Linked DNA regions of Homo sapiens: region 2 is linked to region 1. A link is a contact called in ENCODE Hi-C or POLR2A ChIA-PET data. All regions are on one chromosome and are shown on one strand. The core of a region is the stretch at or near the end of the contact, and the rest is flanking DNA. Distances in the headings are between cores, read along the strand shown.

What was found. A loop is a pair of places that touch in the nucleus more often than their neighbours do. ChIA-PET counts read pairs that join two places held with the same protein, here RNA polymerase II (POLR2A). Pooled maps may share reads with other maps.
Region 2: a loop to region 1 is called in a map of Calu3, with 12 times the contacts of the local background. The contact joins the promoter of HOXA9 here to the enhancer-like site in region 1. A Hi-C loop is called at or near these places in 11 of 168 maps with a recorded cell type or tissue (B cell, CD4-positive, alpha-beta T cell, CD4-positive, alpha-beta memory T cell and 8 more) and 5 of 50 pooled maps. POLR2A ChIA-PET finds 5 or more read pairs at or near these places in 4 of 52 experiments (BJ, HEK293T, Panc1 and 1 more).

The regions. Positions count from the first base shown.
Region 1 is chr7:26,179,784-26,184,712 of GRCh38, forward strand. NFE2L3 (NFE2 like bZIP transcription factor 3) reads left to right here. Exons shown (of 4, transcript NM_004289.7): 3 at 3,918-4,001; 4 at 4,750-4,929. Among named protein-coding and RNA genes, the nearest start is that of HNRNPA2B1, 18 kb to the right of the region's middle. RefSeq lists an enhancer at 1,026-1,320. Within about 2 kb of position 2,633, at least 4 of the 41 ENCODE cell types and tissues checked have a DNase peak (open chromatin) inside an H3K27ac peak, as active enhancers do.
Region 2 is chr7:27,163,404-27,168,332 of GRCh38, forward strand. It overlaps HOXA9 (homeobox A9), which reads right to left and starts at 2,134. Exons shown (of 2, transcript NM_152739.4): 1 at 1,475-2,134; 2 at 1-438. The coding sequence starts at 2,054. The coding sequence ends at 200. HOXA10-HOXA9 (HOXA10-HOXA9 readthrough) reads right to left here. Exons shown (of 3, transcript NM_001433944.1): 2 at 1,475-1,564; 3 at 1-438. The coding sequence ends at 200. RefSeq lists enhancers at 670-1,547, 1,548-2,424, 3,273-3,991.

The DNA.
Region 1 (4,929 bases), core at 1,383-3,882:
GATTTCTCTGGGGTTGAGGGTGTGGGGTGCTAAGAACATAGGAAATTGTTTCTCTTGACCACGCGATACATTTAAATATTATACAACTCTTTGTCACGTGGGCACCTTTTCGTGTATAGGTTCTTTGGAGACCCCTGGCCCCACAGCTGGGAGTCTTCCTCTTGACAGGGGCAAATGCATCTCCACTGCAGCTGGTCCTTTAGGACTCTTCCCTGAATGTTCCGTGGTATACATGCATCTCACCTCTTCAGGTGGCCCTCTCAACCATTTGCTGGCCGCCTAGCACCTGGAAACATGCCCTTAGACCCTTTTCCAGTTCCCTAACTATGGCTCTTGCATGGTTTCTCATCGTTTATATTTCCCAGGCAAAAACAGGACACTAAGCTTCTGTGTCCCCAAACTGCGGAAAACACACACTGAGTTCTAAGTGGTCTCCTTGAGGCCCTTTTTGACATTCTTCAGATGAAGGGGAGGGGGTAGAGAGCACACCCCAAGGAACCCTCCCATTTTCACTCTGACCAGTGGAGCTTTAACCCTTTTGTAACCCTCAATTGCAACCTGGCATTTGGCAACTGCCTGTTCTTTTTTCCCAGCTGGTATTCTCCCCAGCTCCTCTGACTTATCTATTTCCTAATTAATGGATGCATTGTATGGTTTTACCACTCTCCCCACAGCATACATACTGTATTGTCAAATCATTACCCATGGACTTTTATATTAAAATACTGACAGAACCATATATATGTTGAAGAGGACAACATTTCTGCCCACTTCCCTGAGTATTCACAGCTCTGTTTGAGGGAAAAGATGTTTTCACTAGTCTTTCACTTATTTAACACTGAATTGTATATTGCCTTTCTCCCAGGTATGTCTTCGTCTTTACTCCCTCACTGGGCTTCCCAGAAAAGCAAGAACTGTAACAAACTAATTCACTGCTAGGCACAGACTAGGCACTTACTAAATATTAATGAGGAGACAAATGAAGTAGGGAGCTTCCTTGGAGAGAATTTAAAATGTAATTTGACATAGGACAAACATCAATTTGGACAAAACTTTTCAGAAACATATTAATCATTCAAAGCCAGGCATTTGTGCCTAATTCTTATCAGGCTTGGTTCCTCATTGTGTTATCTCCATGTTCCTAGCCTGAGCATTTACGTCACATCTTCGTGTACTTAACACTTTTTTTTTTTTTGAGGAAGGCGGCGGGGGAGACAGGATCTCACTCTGTCACCCAGGCTAAAGTGCAGTGGCGCTGTCATGGCTCACTGCAGCCTAAACCTCCTGGGCTCAGGTGATCTCCCACTTCAGCCTCCCAAGTAACTGGGGCTATAGGTGCACACCACCATGCCCAGCTAATTTTTTGTATTTTCAGTAGAAGTGGGGTTTCACCATGTTGCTCAGGCTGGTCTCAAATTCCTGGGCTCAAGCAATCTGCCCACTTTGGCCTCCCAAAGTGCTGGGATTACAGGTGTGAGCCACTGCACCCAGCCACATTTCTTATAGTAGCTCTGACAAGATATTTCTGTTCTTTTATTGGGCTATTACTTAGTAGGTGCTTTTAAAGCTTGTTGAAATAAAACAGAAATGAGTTAGACCAGTGAATCACTGGCATTTCCATTCTTCCAGATGACAACTCTGGAAGAATATCTAGGAAATGGGGACTGGTACAATTCTAGCTACCCTTTAGAAATCAGAACCCCAGTGGGGGCCCCAAAGCTAGATATAAGATCTGAATGCACACTACCATCACCATCAAGAATCCTCGGCCAAGAGAAAGTACAGTCTGGAAAATGATATAAACACTGGTTCTTGAAAAGAAAAATGCAAAACTGCTCCCCAAAATGCTCACCTTTTAAGAATTAAAAATGACATAAATAGCCATGAGTCAGCATATGCAAAAGTCAGGATTCCTAGTCCTCTGAAAAAGACTCTAAATCAGTGTTTAAATTGTTCATAGGAACAGAATCTATAAGGCAAGAACAGACTATCATGAAAAAAGAAAAAGATCTAGAAAAGAGCCCAAATGAAATTCTAGATATGAAAAAAGTCATTTTCATTGAAAATTCAGTGGAAGTGATGTGAACAGCTAAGGAAAAGGGTAAGTTGGAAGAAAGATCTAAGAAAATTATCTAGAATATACCAGAGAAGATGCAAAATATGAAAGCAAAATTGAGACAATGATAGAAGAGAAAAATCTAAGTTACTTCTAATAGGAGTCCCAGAAGAAACTATAAAATATGAAAGATAAGCAATATTTAAAATGAGTTTATGGCAAAATATTTCCAGAAAAGTCCTCAGATTAAAGGACTACACAGAGCTCCTAACGAAAACAAATTAAGTCCTAGACATACCAGATTGAAACAGAACGTCAAGAACTAAGAAGAAACATTTTTTAAATTACCTGAGATAGAAAAGTTTCATTATAAATAACACTGAGAGCAAACTTACCAGTAGTAATAAATGCCATAAGACAGAGTACTGAGGGAAAACATTAAACCTTATATTTTTACCAGTTAACTCATCATTTAAGCATGAAGGCAAAATAATTCCATGTAGGCCGGGCATGGTGTCTCATGCCTGTAATCCCAACTCTTTGTGAGGCCAAGGCAGGTGGATCACCTGTGGTCAGTAGTTCAAGACAAGCCTGGCCAACATGGCAAAACGCCAGCTCTACTAAAAATATAAAAATTGGCCAGGCGCAGTGACACATGCCTGTAGTCCCAGCTATTCGGGAGGCTGACACACAAGAATCAATCACTTGAACCCAGGAGGCGGAGATTGCAGTGAGCTGAGATCTCACCAGTGCTCTCCAGCCTGGGCGACAGGACAAGACTGTCTCAAAATAATTCCATGTAACAAAAACTGGGTTTACTGCTCAGGTCCTCTCTAAAAAGAACTCTGAAGAGTTCTTTCAACTAGAAAGAGGCTAAAGCATAAAGGCCAGGAGTGAGATGAAGCATCGATAAATTGGTTTTAAAAAAACAAATTGGAGTAAATGTAAATAAGTATTGACTGTAAAAATATTTTTTGAGACGAGATCTCATTCTGTTAGGCTGGAGTGTGGCAGCGCTGTCACGACTCACTGCAGCCTCAACCTCCTGGACTCAGGCAGTCCTCCTGCCTCACCATCCCGGAGTAGCTGGGACCACAGGTGCACACCACCACACCCAGCTAATTTAATTTGTAGAAACGGTCTTGTTGTGTTGCCCAAGCTGGTCTCCAACTCCTGGGCTCAGGCGATCTGCCTGCTTTGGCCTCCCAAAGTGCTGGGATTACAAGCGTGAGCCACCACACCTGGCCAAAATTATATAATTGTGTAACCAACTGGGAGGGCTGGCTATGGAGGGGCAAAATAAGCTGAAACTAACAATTAGCCAAAAATTACATGGAAGTTGTTTATGGTAGGAATAGAAATACTGATTAGCTTTGGACTTTTAAGTATGCATGTTGAAATACTGAGTACCATAATCAGAGAAATAGGTCAGCTGCAGTGGCTCACGTCTGTAATCCCAGCACTTTGGGAGGCCTAGGTGGGTGGATCACTTGCGGTCAAAAGTTCGAGACCAACTTGGCCAACATGGTGAAACCCTGTCTCTACTAAAAATACAAAAATTAGCCAGACGTGGTGGTGCACAGCTGTAATCCCAGCTACTCCGGAGGCTAAGGCAGGAGAATCCTTTGAACCTGGGAGGCAGAGGGTGTAGTGAGCCGAGATTGCACCACTGCACTCCATTCTGGGCCAGAGTGAGATCCGTCTCAAAATATAATAAAAAGTAGAACTTCCAACCAAGGAACATAATAGCATAAAAATCCAGTGTGGAAATAATACCTGGTGATCCTTTAAAGATAAAGCCTAAAGCCCCAACCAGTTCAGTCTTTTATGTGAAAGATGCACTTTTTGTGTTTCTCTACAGAGACATCTGAATGGGACAGATACTTCTTTCTCTCTGGAAGACTTATTCCAGTTGCTTTCATCACAGCCTGAAAATTCACTGGAGGTAATTGGAACTTTGGCTTTTATCCTCGCAGGAACATATCTGCACTGACCTTTTGGTGAACAAATACAACTCCTTTACTTGGATGACACAGCAGTTTAAAGTAATGCTTATTTTTACAGAAGCACTTCAGCTTAGAATTAACCAAATATGTATAGCATTCCTCTTTCCAAATAATCCCAAAGGTATAATCAAATTTAGACTAGTCATGGAAAACAGCGTGGAGATTTCTCAAAAAACTAAAAGAATTATCAGGTATTTATCCAAAGGAAAGGAAATCAGTGTATCAAAGGGACACCTGCACCCCCATGTTTATTGCAGCAATATTCACAATAGCCTTGTAGTTTTAGCGCTTAGAGGCATTTAAACAGCCTCTCTCCTCCAGACTACTTCACTGTAGTTTATTATCCCTGACCCTCCACAATGTGATTACCAACCGCTAGGATGAGTTGCATCTTATTATAAAGTAGCAAATTACAAGATTGTAACATTAGACTTTTTAAGAAAATCCAGTCAGCTTTTATACTAATCCATCTTAATTTCTAGGTTACTCAGAATTCCAGGTATTCTGATTTGGACTCACATCTCGTATTGTATTGCCTGTATTTAACTAGGAAGTTACTGCCAACAGCATCTATCTCTATTAAATGTAGAGGAATTGACAAAAGAGGGGAAAGAAAGTTGTTAGGTAATAGAACTGCTTCAGAAATAGGGCTATTCATGTTTGAAGTGTTTCTCCTTCGTTTTTCAGGGCATCTCATTGGGAGATATTCCTCTTCCAGGCAGTATCAGTGATGGCATGAATTCTTCAGCACATTATCATGTAAACTTCAGCCAGGCTATAAGTCAGGATGTGAATCTTCATGAGGCCATCTTGCTTTGTCCCAACAATACATTTAGAAGAGATCCAACAGCAAGGACTTCACAGTCA
Region 2 (4,929 bases), core at 884-3,383, 980 kb after region 1:
CCATCAAAGCGGCAGGCCTACGAGCCAGCCTGAACAGGGTTTGCCTTGGAAAAGATGTGGCCTGAGGTTTAGAGCCGCTTTGTGCGGGGATGGTGGAGGCTAGGGTGGGGGTGAGAGAAGGGAGAAGGCGGAAGGGGGACGGACAGTTCTTTCTTTTTCTCTCTAGCTTACCCTTTTTTCTAAATAAGCCCAAATGGCATCACTCGTCTTTTGCTCGGTCTTTGTTGATTTTCTTCATTTTCATCCTGCGGTTCTGGAACCAGATCTTGACCTGCCTCTCGGTGAGGTTGAGCAGTCGAGCCACCTCGTACCTGCGGTCCCTGGTGAGGTACATGTTGAACAGAAACTCTTTCTCCAGTTCCAGGGTCTGGTGTTTTGTATAGGGGCACCGCTTTTTCCGAGTGGAGCGCGCATGAAGCCAGTTGGCTGCTGGGTTATCTGCGGGGAAGAGAAACACTGGGTTTAGGAGCAGAAGACGCACATCCCGCTGGGGCAAATGAGCCTCCTGCATGGGGTCTCTGGCCGAAGTGCAGAACTCTGCTGAACTGGTTAGGAAAGGCAGTCAGGCCTCGGACACAATGGAACCCTGGCAGACAGACGCACAGACAGTCACTTAAAATTGCACGCAGTAAAACTTTGGCTCGCCCTCCCCTCCGAGACCTTCCTTTCTCCTACTCTGTCCTCTTGTCCCCCTTCTCCTTCCTCCCACTCTCAAAACGCTGTATAGAATGAAATTTGGAAACAGGTCTCCTTGCCACGCAGAGGGAAAGCATGCTGCCTTGTGTTCTGTAGCAAGATTAGGATTCCTCTGTCCCGTTCACTGACTTCGTCTTTCTTTCCCAACCTGTCCCTCTACGCCCCCCACTCCTTATTTAACCTTCCTGGAAGGCCTTCGGAGCTGGGCAAGCCGTCAGGGCGCCCTAAGGCCGCTGATCACGTCTGTGGCTTATTTGAATAATCTGTCATGGGGACCCTTGTGGCCCGGGTCGCCCGCAGCCTCATCTTGGCAGGATTTACGCCGCCACTGGCCGAAGGCAAGAAGTGGAAGGAATCGGCCGTCTCCCCCAGCGTCCCAGCTCCGGCTGCCCTGGCTGCCGCCGCTCACGGACAATCTAGTTGTACAAAAGGCTCTCTGGGCTGCACTGCTTTCGAAGAACGGCCCAAAGTATCTCGGTCCTGGGCCTGGGCAGCCAAGGAGAGGGGCGGCCAGTCTTGGCTCGTCCCGAAGTGCCCGCCCCGCCCCCTCTCGCTGCAGCAGCCGCCTCCTCTCCCGTAGCCCTGCGGGCCGCTCTTCACTGCTCTCCAGACTTGGGGCCCTATCTGAGGCGTCCCAAACACCAACTTCTGGCTCCTGGCCCCAACTCGAGAGGCTTCCAGCGAGGACGAAGGCAGGCTCGAGAGAAACCTGGCGGGCCAGCAGATCCGGGAGGCCGGCGTGGAGGCGGCGGCGGATTTGAAGGGAGGAGACACTTACTGGGATCGATGGGGGGCTTGTCTCCGCCGCTCTCATTCTCAGCATTGTTTTCAGAGAAGGCGCCTTCGCTGGGTTGTTTTTCTCTATCAACTGGAGGAGAACCACAAGCATAGTCAGTCAGGGACAAAGTGTGAGTGTCAAGCGTGGGACAGTCACCCCTTCTGGCCGACAGCGGTTCAGGTTTAATGCCATAAGGCCGGCTGGAGGGCAAGCCCGCGAAGGAGAGCGCACCGGGCGTGGGCTCCAGCCAGGAGCGCATGTACCTGCCGTCCGGCGCCGCCGCCGCCACGGGCGCCTGGGGGTGCACGTAGGGGTGGTGGTGATGGTGGTGGTACACCGCAGCGGGTACAGCGTTGGCGCCCGCCGCGTGCACTGGGTTCCACGAGGCGCCAAACACCGTCGCCTTGGACTGGAAGCTGCACGGGCTGAAGTCGGGGTGCTCGGCCAGCGTCGCCGCCTGCCGGGGAGGCTGGCCCAGGGTCCCCGGCGCATAGCGGCCAACGCTCAGCTCATCCGCGGCGTCGGCGCCCAGCAGGAACGAGTCCACGTAGTAGTTGCCCAGGGCCCCAGTGGTGGCCATCACCGTGCCCAGCGCCTGGCCCGCCCGGCCCGACCCACGGAAATTATGAAACTGCAGATTTCATGTAACAACTTGGTGGCACCGGGGGGGAAGTACAGTCACCTAATAAGTTGCCGGCGCCCGCGCCCCCATTGGCCGTGCGCGTCACGTGCCCGTCCAGCAGAACAATAACGCGTAAATCACTCCGCACGCTATTAATGGTCCGATGTTTTGCAGTCATAATTTTTATAGCAAAAGCCATATGTTTTTATGTAAAGGGATCGTGCCGCTCTACGATGGGGTTTGTTTTAATTGTGGCCAACGACGATTAAAAGATCAAATCTAGCCTTGTCTCTGTACTCTCCCGTCTCCCCCCCCATACACACACTTCTTAAGCGGACTATTTTATATCACAATTAATCACGCCATCAAGAAGGCGCGGGTCCCGCGTGCGAGTGCGGCCAGCGGAGCCCCTCACATAAAATTAGACAATAATTGAAGCCATAAAAAAGCAGCCAAATCGCATTGTCGCTCTACTGTATTTAAATCTATATTTATGATATTTCATAAGGAGTTATTGTTTCAGAAGCCACACAGGCTGGCGGGAAGTCGGAAACGACCAACAGATTCGTTTGCCTCGCCGTGGCTCCCAGCTGTAAAAATTTACGAGGACTTGGAAAGGTTAGACTGTTGTGTTTGGTTGGCGAGCTCCCTGTAAATAATCCCTGCGGTCCCCGGGAGAGGCGAGTTTACCCGCGGCCGCCCTCGAAAAGTCAAATTCAACGCAGGATCCGTCCCAAACGGAGCCGCCGCCGGCCCTACCAGGGCACTCCAGGCAGGGACCGGCCGCTCAGGGAGTACCGCGGGTGTAGGTCCCCACAGCTACCCGCCTGGAGCGAGGGGCGCCCGGGCAACCCTTAAATTCGCCTTTGCTACGAGGACCCCACGGAGGAGCTGGCCAGGAGGGAGCGGCCAGCCGCCACCAGGGCGAAGGTTTTGAGGGCCTGGTTGGTTGTGCGGCGCGCTCGGTCCCCGGCCCTCGACCCCACGCACACGCGCGCCCAGCCCGCCTTTCTCATCAGCTGGCAATCAGGATTCCCAGGCGCAGGCGGCTGGCGACCCAGCCCTGTGCTCCAGCCTCAGAGGCTCTAACCATGAGCGCTGCAAGCCTGGTTGCGCTCCGTGAATCCCAGCTGGGGAAAAAACTACAAGTGGCATGAATGGAAGGCAAGTTCGGTTTGGGAAAAGGCAGCCTCGCCTAAGAGACCCCGCAGCTCCGGAACCTGGGAGGCCCGCACCGATGTGGCCTGTCCCGGGGCCGCGTGAGCCTTTCAGGGCTCCTTCCTCCCTTTCCAGCTGCTACTCCGGGCCTCGCCTTGGTTACCTACGGGGCCCGGAGACTCGGCGGAGAGGTACAAGGCCCAAAGAGAGGCAGCCACAGCTCAAGGCCAGGGCTGGAAATTAGAACGGGGAGGGGTAAAAGGGCATCGACTCCAGTCCCATTCCTGGGCCTGGCCACGTTGGGGAAGTTTATTTCTCACCCGTTGGGGGTAAATTAAAAGGTCGCCGCCACTCCGTTAATTGGAAGGAAACTCCCCCTGCCCCCAATTCCTAACAGAAAGCAGCGACTCCTAGAACAGGGGTAATCAAATTCACGTGTGGATACTGTGCCTGCAACAGTGTGTTTTTCATTAGCCCACTTCCCTGGCGGCGAGGCTGGCGGCCTCGGGCGCTTCCATCTCTCTCTCTCTCTTTTGCCTTCATCCTCACCAGCAGTTCCAGTAATCCCCCCCTCAAACACCCTGACACACTTCCGGCTGGGACTCCCAAATACCAGCGAGGCTGCCAAGCCGCGCGGATACCGACTGGGTGCCCCTTCCTGCACCCGCGCCTGGAAGAGGGAAGTGGCCGACACAATGAACTCCGAAATGGCCCCGTCCTGTCCGCCTCATCTCCCTCCCCCTAATATTTTCCTTGCCCCATAAATTCCTCTAGGTCATGCCCACCCCCACCACAGTCCACCGTGTCCTAAATACCCCGCAGTCCGCCAGGCCTCTGAGATTTTCATTTAAAAAATTAACCCTGGAGGAAACCCTGGCTCCCAATTTTAAGTGTCTGCAAATGGGCTGGGCATGTCTGGATGCCTTTTCCACGTTTTATGCCTGAGAAGACACTGATTATTTCAGTATTTTTTAAGTAAAAAAGCTGTTCCTTTAAACAGCCTTAGCCCCAAAATAAGAGAGTTACTGAACAATTAGCAGGCGTTGAGTGTTAAGCAGATGTTACTGGTGCCTAGAAAGCGGAGAAAAATCAGAAAACCAAATATTGTCTTCCTTCAGCCCAAAGGTTTGGAGCCAGAATAGTCTGACTTTTTTGTCTGCTTTTATTTTCGAAGTGAAAGAGATTGCGTATGCATAAAGAAATAATAAATGAGTATAATTTAAAGCGGCCCCTTCTCGACTGAGATTTCTGAAACTGTGATCTCTGAAATAAATCCAATGCCCTGGTCCAGAAAATGGCAGGGAGGAGTTGAAGGGAATGGGGTGTGTGGTCCTTTCAGACAGCAGGTCGGTGGCTGTGCAACGAAAGAGTTCCTGGGCCTCCAGTCCAGGCAGGGAAAGGAAACAGCTTTGTGGGCACGAATCTGTAACTGTGTGTGTTGGGAGTAGGGAGAGATAGTTTGTTTTCTGTTTTCTGTAGGGAAAATGGTCAGACTGGCTCCCATCTGTAGACTACAATTTGGAACGATGACTCAAGTTTATATCAATGGCTCTGGAATTTGGGATTCTTTTTGCCCATTTAAAACATACTGGCTCTTGGAAGGGTCCCCTTCTCCAGCACCCAGCTGCACAAAGGTGCTGTATGGAACATATTTTGTACCTAATGGAAGCCACTA